Linked DNA regions of Homo sapiens: all the other regions are linked to region 2. A link is a loop called in an ENCODE intact Hi-C map of the cell type or tissue named here. Cell type or tissue: chondrocyte. All regions are shown on one strand.

Region 1 (8,000 bases), 160 kb before region 2:
GTCTGAATGCAATTCCTGAAACCCTGCAGCCATGTGGCTGCCACCATGAAGATAAATTGAGAGAGGAAGGCACAGGGGAGAAGGCCTTTCACAATGTCACTGAGCAGCCTAATCAACCCATCCTAAAGACGGGCCTGCCTCTGGTGTCCCTGTTATGTGAAATAATAAATTTCCTATCGTTTCAGCCAATTTGAGCCAGGGAACTGAAGCAGTATTCAAGAGCCTTCTTGTTACACTGGCACCTTCTGGGAAGATTAAGCATCTGTCATACCTACCTCCCCTTCAGAGGTTAGTTTTCTAGGGCTGCTGTGACAAAGTACCACAAACTGGGTGGCTTAAAACAACAGAAATTTATTCTCTCATGGTTCTGGGGGCTGCGAGTCCAAAATAAGGTGTCAGCAGGGCTGTGCTATCTCTGAAGGCTCTAGAGGAGAATCTGTTCCATGCCTCTCTCCAGGCTTCTGGTGTTGCCAGAAATCCCAGGGTATTCCTTGGCTTGGAGATGCATCACTCATATCTCTGCCTCTGCCATCACACAGCTCTCTCTGTATGGTCTCTGTGTCTCTTCCCTTCTTATAAGGACACTAGTCACATTGGAGTAGGGCCCACCCTAGTCCAGATGACCTCATCTTAACTTAACTACACCTGCAAAGACCCTATTTCCAAATACAGTCACAATCACAGGTACTGGGGATTCGAACTTCAAAGTACCTTTTTGGGGGATACATTTCAACCCAACACCCTGACATGGTAGCTAAAGCTGACTGGACCAGGGAAGGCCACTTGGCCCAAGTCTGCAAGATGTCAGGTAACAAGAGTGTCATCCAATAGGAGCCCAATGACCTGGGCTCAAATTGCAGCTCTTACTCTCATATGTCCTCAGGCAATTCTTTACCCTCTCAGGGACTCCATCTCCTCATTTATAAAATGGGGGAAAATATCACTGTTTACCTCAGGATCTTTTTGAGGATTAAATGAGTAAATACAGAAAAAGTAGTTAGAACACAGTGCTTGGCAAAAAGAAAGCTCCCCAAAGTGTTTGTTAGCTACTGAATCATCCTCACACTATCTACCCCTCCATTTTCATTGAAAAAAGCACCTTAAAAGAGAATTCTCTACTCACAGCCCTCCTCTCCCTTTTCAGAGCTCTGCAACGTGGCTCCCATCCCGCCACCCACTCACGTGGCTCTCACGATGTCACCAAGGCAGACTTTAATTTTCAACCTCCTCAGTCTGTCCTAGAAATTCTCTGGGCTTTCCAAGAAAGGTGCTTGCTTGGTTCTCCTACCTCTGTCATTATTTCTACCCTCACCGTGCTTCCCCCAAAGATTGGTCCTTGGTCCTCCAAACACACACAACGTACTAATTCTCACTCTTATTATCTCATCTTCTTCCAAAGATTTGACTGAACTCTCTGTGCAGATAGTGCCAATATCTTCATCTCCTGAACATGTTCTCCATATTTCTAATTTTCCGTGAGGCATTCTGACGTGAGAAGTCTCACGGGCACATCAAATCAACACATCTAACCTATCACCATCACATCCTCCCTCTTCCTGACTTCCACATTCCTGGGAACAGCTCAGACTCTGTCACCCTGATGCAAAATCTCAGGGAACACTTACTATCCCCATATCCAGCCAATGACTAGTCCTGCCAGCAATTCCATCCCTCTCCCCCTAGACCCGCCTCTTCATCCCACCTCCCTAGTTGATTTCTGTCTCATGTCAAGACCACAGTCACAGCCACTAACTCTGTTACAACACCAGATTCTCCCATAGGAACTCCATCCTGTTCACCACCATAATAATCTTCTCTCATCCATACATTTGTCTTGTCACCCCCCTACTGTGAACCCTAAATGTCCTCCTACTACTTAGCTAATGTTTAATGTCTCACTGATGTCTCTGGGAATGGCATTTTAGGTTGCTCAGTGTTTTCAAACCAGGGTCTGCGAGCTCTCCACGAGAATTTTTAAACTATCTTTGTTTCTCATTTAAAAGTTAATCATTTAAAAATTAATACAAGCATATTCTGAACCAAGTCCTGCCACTTAATTTTAATGCCTGGGTTTACTTTTGTGTTTCTATCAGGTTTGGCACCAATTGGTACAATGAATGAGAAAAGGGGAGAGATGGATATGCCGAGGTACATTCATGGCAAATGAAGATTCAATAACCTCACATCAGTGAGCATTAACATTGATTTCACAGGGGGTTGAACTCAGAAAGGTGGCAGCAATGCAGAGTCATCATGAAGTACCTAGCAGTAAAACTGTACTGCACTCAAAGAACCAACATCACTGCAGCCAGTACCCCATTGCATTACAAGCAGTGACTGCATTTCAGCAAAATAACAACATACATCATATTCAATTAGTGTGGTAAATTTGTATTTTTATTTGGGTTACTGAATTTTAAATCTCATCTGCAAAATCAATTTTAATGGCTATTTGGAATGCAAGGTGTCTATATATAGTTCTATGTTTGAACATACTTAAGTAACCTCATAATAAAAATAATTTAAATCCATTTTAGAGGTTCATCATTAATGCTTTGCATAGGCATCCACATTGCTGGAGTTTGAGAAGCCACGGCATAGTGTTTAAGAGTATATAGGATTTAGTGTCAAACAGACCTAGAATGAAATCTTGGGTAATTAATTTCTAGCTGGGTGGCAAAGCGCAAGTTTCCTCATCTGTAAAATGGAGAAATAACAGTAACTTGCTCATAGAGTTCTGATTAAGTAAAATAATGTATGCAGGGAGTCAAGAGCAGCTGGCAGGCAATAAGTGCAAAATAAGCATAAGCTGTAGCTATTATCTTCACTTTTCTTTTCTGATCTCTAAGTCACTGCCCAACATTCTAGAATCAAGAAAGTTTTGAAAGGAAATGGAAAGGAGAAGAAGGATTCAACCAAAAGAAAAATGGCACGGCTCACTCTTCTACTTTCGACCAAAGTAACCAGTGTTTAAGGTTGAGTGAGCATAACAAGGAGAAAGTCTCACTTTGATTTTCAGCAGCACTCTAACACTTGCTTAGCATGTTCTCCAAACAGCAAAGAGTAGACTTTTACCATGCATTTTCAATTTGCACTTATTTCTTTTAAAAATAGATTAATATAAATCTTTAAAAAGTAATTCGATTGTACTATCAAGTGCATAATAGTACAGGTGCTACAAAAACAAAAGGGTTAAAGCAAATGATGAAGATCTGGGAACAAGAGATGACTTCTTATCTCCCTGGACATTTCCTCCATCTAATTCCATGCAAAAGCAGTAGAAATCCACAAGAGGGCGATCCAGAAAAGTGAGTCCACAAGCAATTGCTCTGATTCTGAAAATAAATGCCTATGCATTTATATTTTCTTCCCTCTCCTCCCCAGCCACCCCCTTGACCTCCAGCTTTTCCAGGCAATAATATTTTTTTAAAAAAATCAAAATGACACTAGTGCTCACCTATGGTGATCTGGCTGACACAACTGTAGTAGCTGCCCGTCGTTGCAGAGGAAAGGTTATAACTTCCGCTGCTCACATCTTTGTCTGTTAAGAAAATAAAAGACAAGAAGGTTAATTATAACTTAGTAGACACCATGACCACAATGTAAATATATGACTGGTGGTAAATAAACCAGCTCTCCTTGTCTATGACACGGGTAGTCTCATACTCATTCAGTGGTTCACCCATCAACGTTTAGGGAGAGCCAGGTGCCAGACCCTGGGATGGGCACTTAGAACATATCAATAAACAACCCAGACAGCTACACACAGGCAATTGCAGTTTCATGTCATCATTATTACAATGGGAGAGTGAAGGGTGCTTGGGCAGTTGGGGGCAGGGAGTTAGACAGGAGAGAGGGTGCCTGACCCAGACTATAGACTAAAGAGTATCAGGTAAGGTTTCCTGGAGGAAATTTAACATCCTAATGAAAACCTAAAAGGTGAGTACTATCTGACTGGGCAAAAAGTGGATGAATTGAGGGAAACGATGCAGGCAGGGGAGCTATCATCCCCATCCTCCATCCTCTGGAGGCTGAGAGGCCACAGGCAGCTTCGTGGGTTAGCAGCTGAATGCAGTAAGAGAAGGAGAGATGAGCAGCAGCCAGGTTGCAAAGTGTCTTGTAAACCAAGTTAACAAGTTTGGCTTCTGCCTAGAAAGCAGGATCCTATTTTTGTTTTAGGAAGATCACTTTGTGGCAGTTTCCAGGATAGATTGGAGGACACTGAGATGAGAGTAGAAGGACTTATTTGCGAGGCTGCTGCAGTATTCTGACGAGAAATAGTGGTGGTCAAACCATGGGAGGAGTGGCAGTGGAGACAGAGAGGGGCAGATGCAATGCCCTCAAAAGCTAAAAGTGCAGCACAGGAATCAATTTCCTCATTACCGTGAACAGAAAATGTTCTAGGCAGAGGGGGGCAAAAGAAATCAAAGCCTCACAGGTGCATTGCATATCAGCATTTTCACCCACAACATTTCGTGCACGAGGTAGGTGCCACCCTTACATCTCTGATGGAAAGGCTGAGAATCCAGGTGGCTGAGTGCCGTGCCCAAGGTCACACTGACAGCATGTGGCAGAAGAGAGCTCAAATCTAGATCAGGAGTATTTGAAATTGTTTATGAAACATTGCAGGAACACAAAATTTAAAAACTCCTAGAAGATAACATAGGAAAAACATCTAGATGGCAGTGATGTTTTAGATATAACGCCAAAGACAAGATCCATGAAAAAAATAATGGATACACTGGATTAAAAACTGCTACTCTATGAAAGATAATACAAACAGAATGAGAAGACAGGGCACAAACTGGGAGAAAATATTTGTAAAACACATATCTGATAAAGGATTGTTATATAAAGTATACAAAGAACTCTTAAAACAACAATAAGAAAACAAATAAGCTGACTTAAAAAAATGGGCCAATCACTTTTACAGACACATCACCAAAGATGATACAGATGGCAGATACACACATGAAAAGATGCTCCACGTCAGACACCAGAGAAATGCAAATTAAAACAAACATAAAATACCACTACACATTTATTAGAATGGCCAAAATCTGGAACACTGACAAGACCAAATGCTGGCAACAGGACCTCTATTGCTGGTGAGAATACAAAATGGTACAGCCATTCTAGAAGAGAGTTTGGCAATTTATTACAAAACTAAACATACTCTTACCATACCATCCAGCAATCACACCCCTTGGTATTTGGTATTTACTGAAAGAAGCTGAAAACTTACGCCCATCCAAAAACCTACATACAGATGTTTATAGCAGCTTTATTCATAATTGCTATAACTTGGAAGTAACCAAGATGTCCTTCCGTAGAGGAATGGAAAATAAAACTGTGGCATATCCTAGCAGCTTTATTCATAGTTGCCATAACTTGGAAGCAACCAAGATGACCTTCCATAGAGGAATGGAAAATAAAACTGTGGTATATCCAGACAATGGAATATTATTCAACACTAAAATGAAATGAGCTATCAGGTCATGAAAAGACATGGAGGAACCTTAAATGCATAATACTAAGTTAAAGAAATGAATCTGAAAAGGCCAAATTCTTTATGATTCCAACTATGTGACATTCTGGAAAAGGCAAAACTATGGAGACAATAAAAAGATTAGTGGTTGCCAGGGGTCAGAGTGGAGGGAAGGAATAAACAGCAACACCACATAGGATTATTAGGGCAATGAAATTAGTCTGTATGATACTGCAATGGTGGATACAAGTCATTATTAAATTACCCAACAACCAAGAGTGAGCCCTAATATAAACTATGGATTTTGGGTGATTATGACGTGTTGATGTAGGTTTATCAATTGTAACAAATGCACCACTCCAGTGGGAGATATTGATAACAGGGGAGTATATGTGGGGACAGGAGGGTTTGGGAACTCTTCTGTAACTTCCTTTTAATTTTGTTATGAACCTAAAACTGCTGTAAAAAAATTAACATAGGGTATAAGTGATTTTAAAATATTACAATAAATACATTTTGTCTAATATAAACCACTACAGGTTACAAGAGTCATATTAAATAGTTGCAACACTGGTCTAAAGGCAACATTTGAACATTATGTGACAATAAGAAAATTCTGATCTATAATGGTGGAAAGTATAGGTCTGAGGGGAAGAAGTAATTATTAGGATTTAGTCAAATGCATCCAAAGAGAAAAGGTGCCTAGAAACGTATCAATTCAGACTTTAATGGGAACACAATGTGGATTGACAGAGAAGATGGCTTTGTAGGTGAATGTTCTTAGCAGGAAAGAACAGCAGGTACCTGGACAGAGAAGCCAGGAAATAGGAGTCATCTTTAAGGGGTTTTCTATAGGTGCCCTTGGTTTGAAAGCAGTTGGGAAGTATTGACAAAAGCAGGTGGCAAGCCAGAGGACAGAGAAACAGTGGTGGCTCTCAGAGGCCAGTGCACATTCACAAACAGAAAGGTAAATGCTAGGAAATATTTTTAAAACTATTTTTAATATGGGAAAACTAATTCTAGCAAGTGTATGTGGCCAACTCTTTCCCTAAGAAACATCTCCAAACCATCTCCAATCTCTAGAATGCTTCCTGAACAGCTAGCCACACCTCCAATAATAGCACTGGGCATGCAAGATTACACTGGTTTACACATCTCCTCAACCATGAGCTTGTCCAGGGAAGACCCACATGTTATCCAATTTGCAATTTCCAGAGTTTAGTGCTGTGGCTGGCATAAGGTAAATGCTCAATGAATGTTCGTTGGTTTTAAAAAAGGAAGGAACAAAATTAAAGAAGGAACAAACAAATAATTAATTCTCCTTCCTATTAATTTCAGAGAGGTTGCTGTGATCAAAGAGAAAGCACTGGGATGAGAGTCAGAAGACCTAAGTTGGAAGCCCAGCTTTGCTACACATAACCTCTTTGAACATGGCCAAGCTGTTTAATTTCCTTAAGTACTGATTCCTCCACCTGCAAATGGTAACAATAGTGCTTATCTCACTCTTGGGGGGCAGGGGAGGAGGTACGGTTTAAAAAAATAAATCAGCTACATGAAATCCATAGTTAGCAAATAATTCTGTATATATTTGTGGAATTTGCTGAATCAATAAAATTCAGACTTAAAACATATCAAACTAAGTACTCTAAAGTTGTCATTCCTCATTCTTTCTAAACCCTTCTCTAGGGCTCTATCCTGATCTATACTTATAAGATTTTGGAAGGAAGAAGACTTTCATAGGACAGGTCAATGGCACCAAAAAATGTATACAATCAGAGAGAGAGAGAGAGATTTATAAGCACAGAAATGACTATGAATGAGGAGGAGAAAAGGAATGAAGAAGAAAAAGCATAATGAGAAATCAGTAATCAACAAACAAGCAGAATGCTTGAATTAGGAAATGAATGCCTAGGAAGAGGCTATGAACAGCAAAACTATGGCAATTTGAATCAAGCCTGAATGGTAAAACCAGGGCAACAATTTTGGTGGCAGTATTTTGAAAAGACTCCAAGAGCAAAAGTACAAAGAGCCGTGGCAATTGCCAAGTGCAAAGTGATGACCTGAAGGAAGGTATTCTTACCTACTGGAATTAAAACAAAAAGGCTAGATTTTACAGAAGAGCCTGAATATCCATTTAATCCTTTAAGAACCACCTAGAGTTAAATGATAAAATCATGTAACTAGTGGGAAAACTTGAGACTATGAATGAGATTAATGAACATTGTGGGTTCTAGAGTCAGTATCCAGATTAAACAGTCTATTCCAACCCCTGGACACATTATTTCTTCTCTATGTGGCTTTGTTTCCTCATATGTAAAATGAGAATAATAAAGGCACCTATATTATAACATTATATGAGCATTCAATTATTTAATACATGAGAAAGTATTTATATAACAGGACCTACCACATAGAACGTGTTCAATTAGTGTTACCTTTTTTTTTTTTTTTTTTTTTTTTTTTTTTGAGACAGAGTTTTGCCCTTGCTTTTATTGCCCAGGCTGGAGTGCAA
Region 2 (8,000 bases):
TTTCTGTTAACCAAAACACCCTACCTACTCTGTAACAATGTAATCAAATGAAAACACTTTCTGAGTTTTTAGGAGAAACATTAAAGAAATACAGTTATAATTATGGTCTGTATCTCATAAACATTACTTCTGAAGCATTTCTCTGTGACAACTAAACTCTAATTAAAAATCAAGAAACTCAATGTGAGACAAATTGGCCAACAGACTCAAGTTTCCTATTTTCTCAGATTCTATGTCCATTGCATGACTCATTAGATCTGTAAAGGTATATCTAATATCATTCTATGTCCATTGCATGACTCATTAGATATGTACTGGTATATCTAATATCAAAGTATGAAAACCAATAATAAGAAGTAAAATACACACGTTACTGTAAGAAAGTAAAACATAAGAATACATATTAAGTTTAATCTCTTACTTTCCTCATCATCAACAGCAAGCTCTTTAGTAATCTATCCAAATAACTGAACCTTTCCTATTATCTCCAAACTTAAATTGATAGGAAAAAAAAAGGAAGAGTAGCTTAGTAAAAACATAGTGAATAAATGAAAATTAAATGAGAAAATATAAATGAGGAGATACTACTTTTGAAACAGCCAATTCTCCAAACATCATTTCTATTTATCAAAATATAAATTAGGAACATCATTTCTGAAGTGGCCATTCTCCAAACATCAAAACTCCAAAATATCACTGTTTTTTTTACTAATAGCATGCATTTTGTTGACACTATTCTTTTATCACAAATTTTGATTTACCATCACAAGTTATTTCTCATTATTTTAAAATTCATAATGTATTCAAAATAAACCCATACCCACAGCAGAAATTAATCTGGGTCACACTGACAATCCAGTGCAGGAAAGTTACTTAATGTTAGGAATATAAAGGTGTGTAACACAGAAAAAAGCCTGCACTGAATTCCAGGTGAACCCTAGTAAGTGATTTCCCTTCTTTGAGCTTCAGTTTTGTCCCCTATAAAATAGAGATAACGGCCAGGCGCGGTGACTCATGCCTGTAATCCCAGAGCTTTGGGAGGCCGAGTCGGGCGGAACACGACGTCAAGAGATCGAGACCATCCTGGCCAACATGGTGAAACCCCGTGTCTACCAAAATACAAAAATCAGCTGGGCGTAGTGGCACACACCTGGAGTCCAACTACTCGGGAGGCTGAGGCAGGAGAATCGCTTGAACCCGGGAGGCAGAGGTTGCAGTGAGCCGAGATCGCGCCACTGCACTCCAGCATGGGCGACAGAGCGAGACTCTGTCTCAAAAAAAAAAAAAAAAAAAAAAATAGAGATAACATGAACTACATTTTAGGATTACTAAGAGGTTTAACAATAATATAAGTAAAGAACACAATACCTGATATATAATGATGTGTTTGATAAATAGTAATCCACGTGTTTATGATGTGTCAGATACTGTTTTAAATGCTTTACATGTATAATTTAGTCAATAAACAATAATTATCCCTATCTCTGGTACTGCCTTCACCTTCTACCTCTCCCCATCCTTTGGGGAGAGCTCAAAACTTTTTGTCTAAGTTAAACAGCAGAGAAATAATAATAGCTATGTATCAGGCACTGTGCTAAATTAGTTACGTGGAATTTCATTTAATCTTTACAACAATCCTCTCAATAAAGTAGGAACTATTATTAACCTTCTTTCACAGACTAGGAAATTTAGGCTTAGAAGGATTAAATAATGTGTCTAAAGTCAGATATCCAATGAAGTCTGATTTCAGAGCCCCCCTGCTTAGCAACTCTGTCACGCTAAAAAAAAAAAAATTACTACTTCTAATTCAATGTCAGATAGCAAACACCTACTGTTCAATGACAGTTGGTTTCTAATGAGATTTTGAAACAGATGAGTCAGACAACAGGTATCGGCATCTACACCAGATCACTAGAGTTTCCACTTCTGTCATTTGAAACAGTTCCAATTTGTTCCCAAAGGGAATCTGAGGTGGTGAGAATTTCAATTTCTAATCATTTAAGTGCCAAGACAGGTGATCAGATAGCAATTCACAAAGCGGTTCTGTTGTTCTTGTTGTTTTTGTTTGTTTGTTTTTTGCTCTTCACACAAGCGAAGCAAAACCCAGGCTCTGACCTAAAATCATCTCTTTGCAACCACTGGGGATCAGCTATTCCACCATGCCATGCCACAAAGCACTCAAATTTACAACATTCAATCCCTCGGTGTGAAAAGATTAGGAAAGGAACCACGGGTGACTGCATAGAGGAGCACGCCCTCCAAAACTTTCCTCTGACTTCCAAGGCACTCTACAAGCCTTCCCTTTCTTTTGCCAGCCTCTCCCCGGGCAGTCCTCCAAACTGAGGGTTGTGGGCGGAAGGCATCGCGCAGGGTCTCCAGCTCTATTCCCCAGTTCCGCACATGTGGGCGTTCTAGACCCTGCATGGACTGGGAGAAAAAACAGGGAAGAGCCTATAAACCTTGCTAGAGGGCAAGAATAACTGTCTGTCTCTTTCTCTTTGCAGGGCCAGAGACTTCATCAATTCTTTCCGAGGATGATGAACAGAAAAAAACAGACCCTCTAAGTGCCAGGCGCTTAGGGATGAGGGTGCCCCTGAAGATCCCACAGTACCTTCGGGCTCTGATACCGCTCTGGATTTAAAGCAGGGCGAGTAGCGGCTGGATCCCTCCTCCCCAGCTGAGCTCGCCCACACCAGCAGCCCCAACCGCCCCGCACACCTGTCGCCCCTCTCTCCGCACTTGGGTGGACAGGTGAAGGCAGGCGCAACGTCACCTTGACGGCCCCAGGAGCCAATCAGAGCACGCGACTGCCGCAGCCAGGCAAACGCAGAGCGTACTGGCTCCCGCAGCCGGGAGACCCAACAAACCTCAGCTTCGGGGCCTCAGAGAGCGGGGGGCTCCTGGAGCCCTCAGGCTGAGGCGCGGAGGCCCCGAGACAGCGCGTAAAAGTTCGCCAGGAAAAGAGAAGACAAACAGGGAAGTACTCACCAGGCGCAGGAGGGTCACTTCTCCCAGCGGGGCGACAACTCGGCTCAATCTGTGCGGGGCCAACACGCCCCTGACCAACCGCCGCCGCTGCCGCCGCCGCCTGGGCCTCAGGGTCAGTAGCCGCTGGCCGCCGCCTGTTTCGAAGGGACCAATCATAAGGCGGGGGCGTGGTCTGAGGCCCCGCCCCCGGGCTGCCGGGAAGCACGCGACCCGTGGGCGCTCGCCTGTCAGCGCGTCCAGCGCTGCGCCTCCGGGCGTCTCGGAGCTTCGGTGGCCAAGTCCCTCTGTTCACTGAAAGGCGAAGTGGTTCAGTCAGAGCAGGTCCTCCGATCTGGCCTTTCAGCGACAGCCAGTTCGAAAGCCACAGCCCGTCCTGTTGTTCCCACAGGCCTGAGAGGTGAATGAACCTCGCCTGTAATAATTGCTTCTGAGCGTCCTGGAATGTTGCGGTGCAGCTGAAGGCGCTTCCCTGAGTTTTATCCTGGTCTGTTAAGAGCCGCTCCCAACCCCACATCCACTCGGGAGCTGGCTGACCTGAGGGCGCCACGGTTTCCAGAGACGCAGCCTGGAACCCAGCAGGAATGGGGGTCCTCAGCAGAAATCTTTCAGAGAGAGGCCCCTCTTCTCAGGTGCGGAGGGATGAGGAGGAATCCTGTAGTCCCAAGTCACAAAAGGAGGATGTTGACTCTTCAGCAAACACCGGAGCCTGAAAACAAAACAAAACAAAACAAAAAAACAATGAACTTCAACGTAAGGGATGCTTACTAGCTCCCAGGGTTGAAATAAAGCCGAGACTAGACATCAGTGTAACAATCCCAAGTCGGTTATATCTGTAAATGTGGCTTGTTTCATAGCAAAAAATAAAATAAATAAATAAATAATTTTTTAAAAAAATCACTGGCTTTGTCCCCGAGGCCTGTGTTGCAGCCCAGGCCCTTCTTTTTTTTTTTTTTTTTTTTTTTTTTTTTTTTTTGAGACAGGGTCTTGCCCTGTCACCCAGGCTGGAGTGCGGTGGCACGATCTCGGCTCACTGCAGCCTTGATCTCACGGACTCAAGAGATCCTCCCACCTCAGCCTCCAGAGTAGCCAGGATTACAGGCCTGTGCCACCACACCGGGCTAATTTTTGTGTTTTTTGTAGAAATGGGTTTTTGCCATGTTGCCCAGGCTGGTCTTGAACTCCTGGGCTCCAGTGATCCTCCCACCTCGGCCTCCCAAAGTGCTGGGATTACAGGCGTTAGCCACCTCACCCGGCCCTATTCAGTCTTTTAGCCTTCCTCAAATCATGTCTCCTCTCTGGGCCTCAGGTCTCCATCTGTGAATGGTGGGCACTGAACTGGAATGACATCTCTCTCTAGCATTTATTCCTTCCTTTACTCAACAAAAACAATGAGATGTACTGTTGCTTGCTAAAGAAACTGAAATGAAAACAGCCTTAGGCTTCAAAGTGCTCAGCAGCATGGTAAAGGCCAAATGGAAGTCTGTGGAGGTCCATGAAAGAAGGAACCCCTAAGAGTCTTGAAGGGTGATGGCAGAGGTTTGAAAGGAGCTGAATTTTTAAAGATGAATTAAGACTCTGCCAGGAGGGAGGGATAACTGGGAATAAGAATTAATTTCCAGGCAGAGAGAGCAACAAAGACAAGGTTCCAGAGATGTGAGAGTACATGAAATGTTCTGAGAATACTCATTTTGAATGACTGAAGTCTGCAGATTGGGAGGCAGATCAGATGGGAGAAGTAGACACAAATGAAAGGCCTGGTAGATGCTGAGGAATTTAGTTTCTTTCCCACAGGCAATTGGGATGATTATAAGGAAGGACTGGTAGGAACAGATTTGTGTTTTAGGGGAAAAACAATATTTTCACAGATGTTTGAAGATGGTAGTAAGACAGGTGGCAATCCCTTAAATTAAAAGATGACGGTTACCTAAATTATCTCAGAAGGGATGGTGAGGAAGAGGTATCTGGTGATACCTAAGAAGCTGACTCATCTGGACTTAGTTATTATGTGATTGATGATGGTACCAATCTAAAGAATACAAGGAAAACAGGCTGTGGGGGAAAATAATGCATTTTGGTTTGGAGTGTGTTCAGTTTGAAGTGTGAGAGGAGTGTGCAAGTGGAGATGTTCAGAAGATAAAGTTAGACCTGAAGCTGTTTAAATTGGTCTGTGTAGGAGATATAGATTTGAGAAGTAAATTCAACAAATATTATTTTACACATCTTCTGTGTCAGGCTCCATTCTAAGCACAAGGGATCCTACTGTCATGGAGCTTACATTCTGGGGTAGGTGGGTGAGTGAAGATGGTAACTAGGAGTTGATATTTAAGTGGTAAATGAACCTGAAACCAGATAGTGGTTGCCACTTTTGAAATTGACTCAGTAGTCCCAACCGTAGAAATTGACCCTTCTGGTCTTAAAACCTAAAACTTACATTTGTTTTATCCGAGTTGTTTCCTTAGGAAAGGATCCCTAGACCTCTCAAAAAGTATCAAAGAACTGAAACTCACCAGATCATCTCAGCCAATGAAAGCCTGGCCCTTCATTCATCCTGATTGCTTCCTTGCCCCTCTCTAGTTCCTTTCTTCTTACACATTGCTACATTTCTTCCCTGCTATATAACCCCCTAATTTTAGCGGTCAGGAAGATGGAGTTGAGACTGATCTCCCATCTTTTCAGCTGCAGCACCTGATTAAAACTTTCTTCCTTGGCAGTACTTGTCATATCAGTCTTTGGCTTTCTGTGCTGCAAGCAGCAGGACCTAGACCAAACCCCTGGTGTTTCAGTAACACTTTTAATATTAAAATCAATCCCACAACACTTTGCTGCTCACATCACCACAATAGATAGGTATTCACAGGACCTATTTTTCAAATCTATGTGTCATAGTGTTTCTGTTTAAAACTAAAGGGCAGTTTGTATACCACCCCATTTAGCCAAATTTTGAGTTGAATTAAAGTATTACATTGGATTTCTTGAACCCTAACATCAAAATATGTGCACTGCTCTACAGAAACTTAAGAAAAAAATGTGTTATACAGATCTTGTTTAATGAGTCCTTAGCTGTCAACTTTTTATTTTTATTATGTGCATACTATGTATCTAAACATTTGAATACCATTTATTAAAACTTGAAACTATCCTATATGAGATATGTACACAAAAATTCTCTGCCTCATACACACACACATAAACACACACTACTTAATATTTCTAAACCTTTTACTAAAATCTTGTCAGCAGTGCATTTTTATGATAACTTGCTTTTTGTTCTATTTTGTCTTTGTAATTTCTATACCTTATAAAGATATAAGGACAGTGTAGTGGCAAGTGAATCCTGAGTCAGGAAATCTATGCAAAACACTTTTCTCTAAGGCCACATCCTTTGCTGGTTAAATGTGGGGATTAGGTGAGGAGTTTGCCTCTAAATTATTATTATAATTATTATTTTATTTATTTATTTATTTATTTATTTATTTTGAGATAGTCTCACTCTGTTGCCCAGGCTGGAGTGCAGTGGCGCGATCTTGGCTCACTGCAAGCTCCGCCTCCTGGGTTCACGCCGTTTTCCTGCCTCAGCCTCCGGAGTAGCTGGGACTACAGGCGCCCCGCCATCATGCCAGGCTAATTTTTTTTTTTTAATAGAGGCGGGGTTTCACCGTGTTAGCCAGGCTGGTCTGGATTTCTTGATGTGGTGATCCGCCCGCCTTGGCTTCCCAAAGTGTTGGGATTACAGGCGTGAGCCACCGCGCCCAGCCTTGCCTCTAAATTATTTTAATTCTTGTTGCTTTTCTCCTCTGTATACTCTGTGTGTGTGTGTGTGTGTGTGTGTGTGTGTGTGTGTGTGTGTGTGTGTGTGTGTCTGTGTCTGTGTCTATCGCCTTACTTTTACGTTAATTCCCAGCTGGTACCCAACTATCTAAATACACTTACCATTTACCTATCTTGATTTTAAAACTATAATTAGCAATTGAGGGTTTCATCTAATGAGCTGCAATCTACTTTCAAGTGTAGGCTTTCTAATAGGTGGTTAGGTTAATAGCCATGTTTTAGAGGTTGTATCTTTACATGAAATTGGCATAATTGTAGAATGCAAAACAAGACTCACCAGTTTGACTTTCCAATTGTGGAGATGTGCTGCACTTTTAAAGAAAGCACCATGTTTGGAAATCTAAATTTTAAAAGGTATTACATTAGGAATAGTCATTCATCTGCCATAAAGGTATACAGAATACAGAAGGGTCTGTGATAATCAAATAACCATCGGGTATTGAACTATGATTTGGCCTTTTCACAGCCATGCAAAGAATGCTTCTATTGTTTAAAATACACTGTAATTTAAATACACTGAAGACTTTTTTAAATTTTGATTGGTTTATTAGTTGTTTTGTTCTGCATTTTGTTGTTTTAGAAATGTTTTTATTTCTGACTTATTGAATGTCAATCTATGGATTGTGCCTTGTGTAAAGTACTGGATGAAATATTTGGGCAATAGAGGTATTGATTCATTCACAATTAATTAAACTATCTGTTCAGCAGATAATCTGTTGAGAGCTAACTATTCTAAAAATAATACTAAGCTCTGTCTTAGAAGAATGATACTGATTCGTGTTAACAAATAATATGTATAAATAATTCAATGATATGAAATTTTATAACATGTTATGGTCAATACTAAAATGGTGTGTTAAATTTATATAGTGGATTGAATAGTGCCCACCCAAAATTCATGTTCGTCGAGAACCTCAGAATGTGACCTTATTTGGAAATAGAGTCTTTGCAGGTATAATTAAGGTAAGGATTGAAATGAGATCATATTGGAGTAGAGTGGACCCCAAATCCAACGGGAGTGTTTTTACAAGAGACAGAAAAGGGACAGAGAGAGAGAGAAAGTCCATGTAAAGACAGAGGCAAAGCTTAGGGCTTTGCTGCCACAAGTCAAGCAATGCTAGGAGCCATCAGAAGCCAGAAGATGCAAGGAAACATTCTCTCCTAGAGCCTTTGGGGGGAGTTTG
Region 3 (8,000 bases), 63 kb before region 2:
CCACTGATCCCACAGAAATACAAACTACCGTCAGAGAATACTATAAACACCTCTACGCAAATAAACTAGAAAATCTAGAAGAAATGAATAAATTCTTTGACAAATACACCCTCCCAAGACTAAACCAGGAAGAAGTTGAATCTCTGAATAGACCGATAACAGGCTCTGAAATTGATGCAATAATTAATAGCTTACCAACCAAAAAAAGTCTAGGACCAGATGGATTCACAGCCGAATTCTACCAGAGGTACAAGGAGGAGATGGTACCATTCCTTCTGAAACTATTCCAATCAATAGGAAAAGAGGGAATCCTCCCTAACTCATTTTATGAGGCCAGCATCATGCTGATACCAAAGCCTGGCAGAGACACAACAAAAAAAGAGAATTTTAGACCAATATCCCTGATGAACATCGATGCAAAAATCCTCAATAAAATACTGGCAAACTGAATCCAGCAGCACATCAGAAAGCTTATCCACCATGATCAAGTGGGCTTCATCCCTGGGATGCAAGGCTGGTTCAACATACGCAAATCAATAAACATAATCCAGCATATAAACAGAACCAACGACAAAAACCACATGATTATCTCAATAGATGCAGAAAAAGCCTTTGACAAAATTCAACAACCCTTCATGCTAAAAACTCTCAATAAATTAGGTATTGATGGGACATATCTCAAAATAATAAGAGCTATCTATGACAAACCCACAGCAAATATCATACCGAATGGGCAAAAACTGGAAGCATTCCCTTTGAAAACTGGCACAACACAGGGATGCCCTTTCTCACCACTCCTATTCAACATAGTGTTGGAAGTTCTGGCCAGGGTAATCAGGCAGGAGAAGGAAATAAAGGGTACTCAATTAGGAAAAGAGGAAGTCACATTGTCCCTGTTTGCAGATGACATGATTGTATATCTACAAAACCCCATTGTCTCAGCCCAAAATCTCCTTAAGCTGATAGGCAACTTCAGCAAAGTCTCAGGATACAAAATCAATGTGCAAAAATCACAAGCATTCTTATACACCAATAACAGACAAACAGAGAGCCAAATCATGAGTGAACTCCCATTCACAATTGCTTCAAAGAGAATAAAATACCTAGGAATCCAACTTACAAGGGACGTGAAGGACCTCTTCAAGGAGAACTACAAACCACTGCTCAAGGAGATAAAAGAGGATACAAACAAATGGAAGAACATTCCATGCTCATGGGTAGGAAGAATCAATATCGTGAAAATGGCCATACTGCCCAAGGTAATTTATCGATTCAATGCCATCCCCATCAAGCTACCAATGACTTTCTTCACAGAATTGGAAAAAACTACTTTAAAGTTCAAATGGAACCAAAAAAGAGCCTGCATTGCCAAGTCAATCCTAAGCCAAAAGAACAAAGCTGGAGGCATCATGCTACCCGACTTCAAACTATACTACAAGGCTACAGTAATCAAAACAGCATGGTACTGGTACCAAAACAGAGATATAGACCAATGGAACAGAACAGAGCCCTCAGAAATAATGCCGCATATCTACAACTATCTGATCTTCGACAAACCTGACCAAAACAAGCAATGGGGAAAGGATTCCCTATTTAATAAATGGTACTGGGAAAACTGCCTAGCCATATGTAGAAAGCTGAAACTAGATCCCTTCCTTACACCTTATACAAAAATTAATTCAAGATGGATTAAAGACTTAAATGTTAGACTTAAAACCATAAAAGCCCTAGAAGAAAACCTAGGCAATACCATTCAGGACATAGGCATGGGCAAGGACTTCATGTCTAAAACACCAAAAGCAATGGCAACAAAAGACAAAATTGACAAATGGGATCTAATTAAACCAAAGAGCTTCTGCACAGCAAAAGAAACTACCATCAGAGTGAACAGGCAACCTACAAAATGGGAGAAAATTTTCGCAACCTACTCATCTGACAAAGGGCTAATATCCAGAAACTACAATGAACTCAAACAAATTTACAAGAAAAAAACAATCGGCCCCATCAAAAAGTGGGCAGAGGATATGAACAGGCACTTCTCAAAAGAAGACACTTATGCAGCCAAAAAACACATGAAAAAATGCTCATCATCACTGGCCATCAGAGAAATGCAAATCAAAACCACAATGAGATACCATCTCACACCAGTTAGAATGGTGATCATTAAAAAGTCAGGAAACAACAGGTGCTGGAGAGGATGTGGAGAAACAGGAACACTTTCACACTGTTGGTGGGACTGTAAACTAATCAACCATTGTGGAAGTCAGTGTGGCAATTCCTCAGGGATCTAGAACTAGAAATACCATTTGACCCAGCCATACCATTACTGGGTATATACCCAAAGGATTATAAATCATGCTGCTATAAAGACACATGCACACGTATGTTTATTGCAGCACTATTCACAATAGCAAAGACTTGGAACCAACCCAAATATCCAACAACAATAGACTGGATTAAGAAAATGTGGCACATATACACCATGGAATACTATGTAGCCATAAAAAATGAAGAGTTCATGTTCTTTGTAGGGACATGGATGAAACTGGAAACCATCATTCTCAGCAAACTATCACAAGGACAAAAAACCAAACACCGCATGTTCTCATTCATAGGTGGGAATTGAACAATGAGAACACATGGACACAGGAAGGGGAACATCATACTCCGGGGACTGTTGTGGGGTGGGGGGACGGGGGAGGGATAGCATTAGGATATATACCTAATGCTAAATGACGAGTTAATGGGTGCAGCACACCAACATGGCACATGCATACATATGTAACAAACCTGCACATTGTGCACATGTACCCTAAAACTTAAAGTATAATAATAATAAAATAAATTAAATTAAATTTAAAAAAAGTCAGGAAACAACAGGTGCTGGAGAGGATGTGGAGAAACAGGAACACTTTTACACTGTTGGTGGGACTGTAAACTAGTTCAACCATTGTGGAAGTCAGTGTGGCAATTCCTCAGGGATCCAGAACTAGAAATACCATTTGGCCCAGCCATCCCATTACTGGGTATATACCCAAAGGATTATAAATCATGCTGCTATAAAGACACATGCACATGTATGTTTATTGCAGCACTATTCACAATAGCAAAGACTCGGAACCAACCCAAATGTCCAACAACGATAGACTGGATTAAGAAAATGTGGCACATATACACCATGGAATACTATGCAGCCATAAAAAAGGATGCGTTCATGTCCTTTGTAGGGACATGGATGAAGCTGCAAAGCATCATTCTCAGCAAACTATCGCAAGGACAAAAAACCAAACACCGCATGTTCTCACTCATAGATGGGAATTGAACAATGAGAACACATGGACACAGGAAGGGGGAACATCACACACCGGGGCCTGTTGTGGGGTGGGGGGACGGGGGAGGGATAGCATTAGGAGATATACCTAATGCTAAATGACGAGTTAATGGGTGCAGCACACCAATATGGCACATGTATACATATGCAACAAATCTGCATGTTGTGTACATGTACCTTAAAACTTAAAGTATAATAAAAAAAAAGTGGATAGAGGCCCTTCCTATGGTATTGTTTAAAATTAGATGCACTCCTTATAAGAAAACAGGATACTCCCCTTATGAAATACCGTTATCATAGGCCTCCTCCCATCCTATGGGGGCTTCCAGGCACTCCCTGAGAGTTAGGTGAAATTAAATTACAGCGACAACTACAGGTTTTAGGAAAAATTACACAAACAATCTCAACTTGGGTAAATGAGAGGTGTCCCATCAGCTTATTCTCCCCAGTTCACCCTTTCTCTCCAGGTGATCACATGTGGATCAAGGACTAGAACATAGCCCCTTTGCAGCCACGGTGGAAAGGACCTCAGATTGTCATCCTGACCACCCTCAAGGCTGTAAAGGTAGAAGGAATCCCAGCCTGGATCCACCACACCTGTGTGAAACCTGCAGCCGCTGAAACCTGGGAGGCAAAACCAAGCCCGGACAACCCCTGCAAAGTGACTCTGAGGAGGACGACAAGCCCTGCTCCAGTCACACCCAGAAGCTGACTGATCTACGCACGGCCAAAGCATGAGAAGGATCATCGTGGGACTCATTTTCCTTATAATTTGGACTTGTGTAGTAAAAACTTCCACTGATTTTCCCCGCATGGAGGACTGCTCTCAGTGTATACATCAGGTTACCAAGGTAGGGCAACAAGTTAAAACAATCTTTCTGTTCTATAGTTACTATGAATGCCTAGGAACTTTATAGGGAACATGTTTATATAATGACACTCAGTACAAGGTATGTAGCCCAGGAAACGACCAGCCAGATGAGCCAGATGTGTGTTATGACCCCTCTGGGCCTCCCGTGTCCACAGTTTTTGAGAGATTAAGGACCGAAGACTGGTGGGGACTCATAAATGATACAAGTAAAGTATTAGCCACAACAGAAGAAAAAGGGGTGCCCAAACGCATAATCTTGAAATTTGATGTCTGTGCTGTCATTAATAGCAGTAAGTTAGGAAGGGGATGTGGCTCTTTTAGTTAGGATAAAGGCTATATGACCGAAAATAAGTACATTTGTCATAAATTAGGACTGTGTGGAAATGAATGTGGATACTGGTCTTGTGTCATTTAGGCCACTTAGATAAAAAAAGAAAAGGATCCAGTCCACCTTCAGAAAGGAAAAAATGGCCCTTCCTGTACTAAGGGACAATGTAACCGCTTAGAGCTAGTAATAACCAATCCCCTTGATCCTCGCTGGAAAAACGGGGAGCGTGTGACCTTAGGAATCGACGGGGCCGGACTGGATCCTTGAGTAAATATCTTAGTTCGAGGAGAAGTTTACAAACGCTCTTCTGAGCCAGTGTTTCAAACTTTCTATGATGAACTAAATGTGCCAGTACCAGAAATTCCAGGAAAAACAAGAAATTTGTTTTTGCAATTAGCCGAGCATGTAGCCCAGTCTCTCAATGTCACTTCATGTTATGTATGTGGAGGAACTGTAACGGGAGATCAATGGCCATGGGAAGCCTGAGAGTTAGTACCTACAAACCCAGTTCCTGATGCATTCCTGGCTCAAAAGAATCACCCTGATAATTTCTGGGTCCTGAAAGCCTCAATTATTGGACAATATTACATACCTAGAGAAGGAAAAGAATTCACTCACCCTGTAGGATGACTTAGTTGTCTAGGACAGAAACTGTATAATAGTACCACAAAAACAGTCACTTAGTGGAGTTCAAATCACACAGAGAGAAATCCATTTAGTAAATTCCCAAAGTTGAAAACTGTGTGGATCCACCCAGAGTCCCACCGGGACGGGACAGCCCCCACTGGATTGTACTGGGCATGTGGGCATAGAGCTTATGCCAAATTACCCGACCAGTGGGCAGGTAGTTGTGTTATTGGCACTATTAAACCATCTTTCTTCCTACTGTCCATAAAGACAGGTGAACTCCTGAGCTTCCCTGTCTATGCTTCCAGCGAAAAGAGAAGCATAGCTATAGGAAATTGGAAAGATAATGAATGGCCCCCTGAGAGAATCATACAATATTATGGGCCTGCTACTTGGACACAAGACGGTTCGTGGGGATACCGGACCCTCATTTACATGATCAACCGAATAATATGGTTAGAAGTTGTCTTAGAAATAATCACTAATTAAACCGGCAGAGCCTTGACTATTCTGGCCCAGCAAGAAACTCAGATGAGAAATACTGTCTATCAAAGTAGATTGGCTCTTGACTACTTGCTAGCAGTTGAAGGAGGAGTCTGTGGAAATTTAACCTTAATAATTGCTGTCTACACATAGATGATCAAGGGCAAGTAGTTGAAGACATAGTTAGAGATATGACAAAACTGACACATGTATGTGCCCATGCAAGTGTGGCATGGATTTGATCCTGAGGCCATGTTTGGAAAATGGTTCCCAGTGCTAGAAGGATTTAAAACCCTTATAATAGGAGTTATAATAGTAATAGGAACCTGCTTACTGCTCCCTTGTTTGCTACCTGTACTTCTTCAAATGATAAAAAGCTTCATTGCTACCTTAGTTTGCCAAAATGATTCAGCACAAGTGTACTATGTGAATCACTATCCATCTGTCTTGGAAGAAGACATGGGTAGTGAGAATGAAAGTGAGAACTCCCACTAATGAGTGAGATTCTCAAAGATGGGGAATAAAGGAGGAGACCACCCCTCAAATTGTCTTATGCCCAGTTTCTGCCTCCAAAGAAAGAAGAAGTAAAAACTAAAAGGCAGAAATGAAATCCACAAGCAGACAGCCTGGCGCCACACCCTGGGCCTGGTAGTTAAAGATCAACCCCTGACCTGTTCTGTTCCGTTCTAATTACTGGTGCATGCAGCCCCGAGTCACGTACCCACTGCTTGCTCAATCGATCATGACCCTCTCACGCGGACCCCCTTAAGAGTTGTGAGCCCTTAAAAGGAACAGGAATTGCTCACTCGGGGAGCTCAGTTGTTGGAGACGTGAGTCTTGCCGAAGCTCCTGGTCGAATAAAGCCCTTCCTTCTTTAATTTGGTATCTGAGGGGTTTTGTCTGCAGCTTGTCCTGCTACAAGATTACCTGTCTCTAGAGTTTCCTACACTTCTGAATGATTCTAATTCCATCTTCTGTGAGACTAAGTGTACATAGATTTCTGGGTTGCTACCAGATTTTTGTTATCCTTTTGGTTGCATGTATTCATAAACCAATACATTATTCAAGAAAGCTAAAGTGACTCTCTGTTCTTGCAGCCATAAGAGCTGAAGTAAACACACCAGATCTTTCCAGAACGTCTTTGGGTCTCTTGGGCTACAGGCCAGCCAGGAGGATGCAAAGGTCTGGAAGGTGTTCTGTGATTCATAGCAATGTATTTTACAGAACAAGTTTCCTCTGTCATCTGCTGGAGCAGGGGGACAAGACATAAATGTCGAATCATGGGGAGCACCTGCTCAAAGCTGTGCTCCTCTTACATAATTGAAATGGCTGTAGGGAGACCAGCCCATCACACAGGAAGCTGGTTTGAGATTTCATCTCTGTTATCACGGTTTACTTATTAAGACTGAGGTAGAGCTTAATGGAGGGAGCAGGGTGGAATCGATTCCCAGTGTCACAGGAAATATTTTAGAGAGTTAGAAAAGCATCCTTGTATCAGGATGTGAGTTAATTTTTAAACTAATGGCTTACCCAGAGAAAGCTCAGATTTCATGTTTTCATTCACTTGTTTAGGACTTGATTCTCACTATTGTATTTTCTGAGTAACAACGCTTAGCAGTAAATGACTCTTGTTCTTGAGGCTGAGATACAAATATCAGTTTTTTTTCTTTTTTAAGTTTTACAGGCTCCCAATCTGAAGCAATATGGGAAAACACAAGCTGCTCTCATGGAGGTATTTTATCCCGTGAGTAAAATATATCACAAAGAAAGAAGTGAGTGGGCTACAGTCAAAAAGAACATCACATTAAAAAAAAAAAAAAAAAGACAACCCTGGAATGAAGATTGTAATCGCTTTAACAGCAGTAATTAGGCTTATTGTGATATCCCTAGCACCTAACTTAGTGTCTGAGTAGACACTTGATATCAGAGTAGGTGCTCAGAGAGCTTGTTTGCTAAATGAGCAAATGAATGATGTCTCACTGCATTGTGGCCAAGGAGACTGCTTTAGAAATAATCATAAATACATATAATAAAAGGAATTTACTGTGCTAGACTCAGTACATCGAGGACCTGTTGAAGGGGCTAGCACCTGGGATGATTACCATCACGCCCTGAGATGACTATCTCGATTATTTTGACTTCATTCTGCTGCTGAGAGATTGATTTTAAAGAAATAAAACTAACAGACTGAGTTTCCTCCTCTGTTCCCTGTGAGGATTAACTTGGGTGGCGGCAGGACACTTGCTAGTCTATGTCAGTGTTACGCTCCGAGTAGCCTCTCACAACCCTGAAAATAAATATTTTAAAACAAAAAAAAAAACCTAGACAATAAATTGGGACGTTTCCAGCATCTTTCTTCT

The links. Peaks named below come from ENCODE experiments on the same cell type or tissue, not always from the same donor. Only the 100,000 strongest peaks of a DNase experiment are listed, where the experiment ranks them.
Region 1: it touches region 2 in a loop (2.6-fold over the local background); 6 of 110 quality-filtered maps call a loop at or near these places.
Region 3: a loop joins it to region 2, with 2.1 times the contacts of the local background. A loop is called at or near these places in 2 of 110 quality-filtered maps.

Annotation. Positions count from the first base shown.
Region 1 is chr12:100,729,315-100,737,314 of GRCh38, reverse strand. It overlaps a transcript of ANO4 not described here. Among named protein-coding and RNA genes, the nearest start is that of ANO4, 61 kb to the left of the region's middle. In chondrocyte, CTCF peaks have their summits at 3,085 and 3,290 (motif pointing right); no DNase peak of the experiment used is centred here.
Region 2 is chr12:100,568,774-100,576,773 of GRCh38, reverse strand. GAS2L3 (growth arrest specific 2 like 3) reads right to left here and starts at 3,090. Exons shown (of 10, transcript NM_174942.3): 1 at 2,989-3,090. RefSeq lists an enhancer at 2,796-3,085 and a silencer at 3,116-3,245. In chondrocyte, no CTCF peak of the experiment used is centred here; DNase peaks (open chromatin) are centred at 2,800 and 3,123.
Region 3 is chr12:100,631,665-100,639,664 of GRCh38, reverse strand. No RefSeq gene overlaps it. Among named protein-coding and RNA genes, the nearest start is that of GAS2L3, 62 kb to the right of the region's middle. In chondrocyte, no CTCF peak of the experiment used is centred here; no DNase peak of the experiment used is centred here.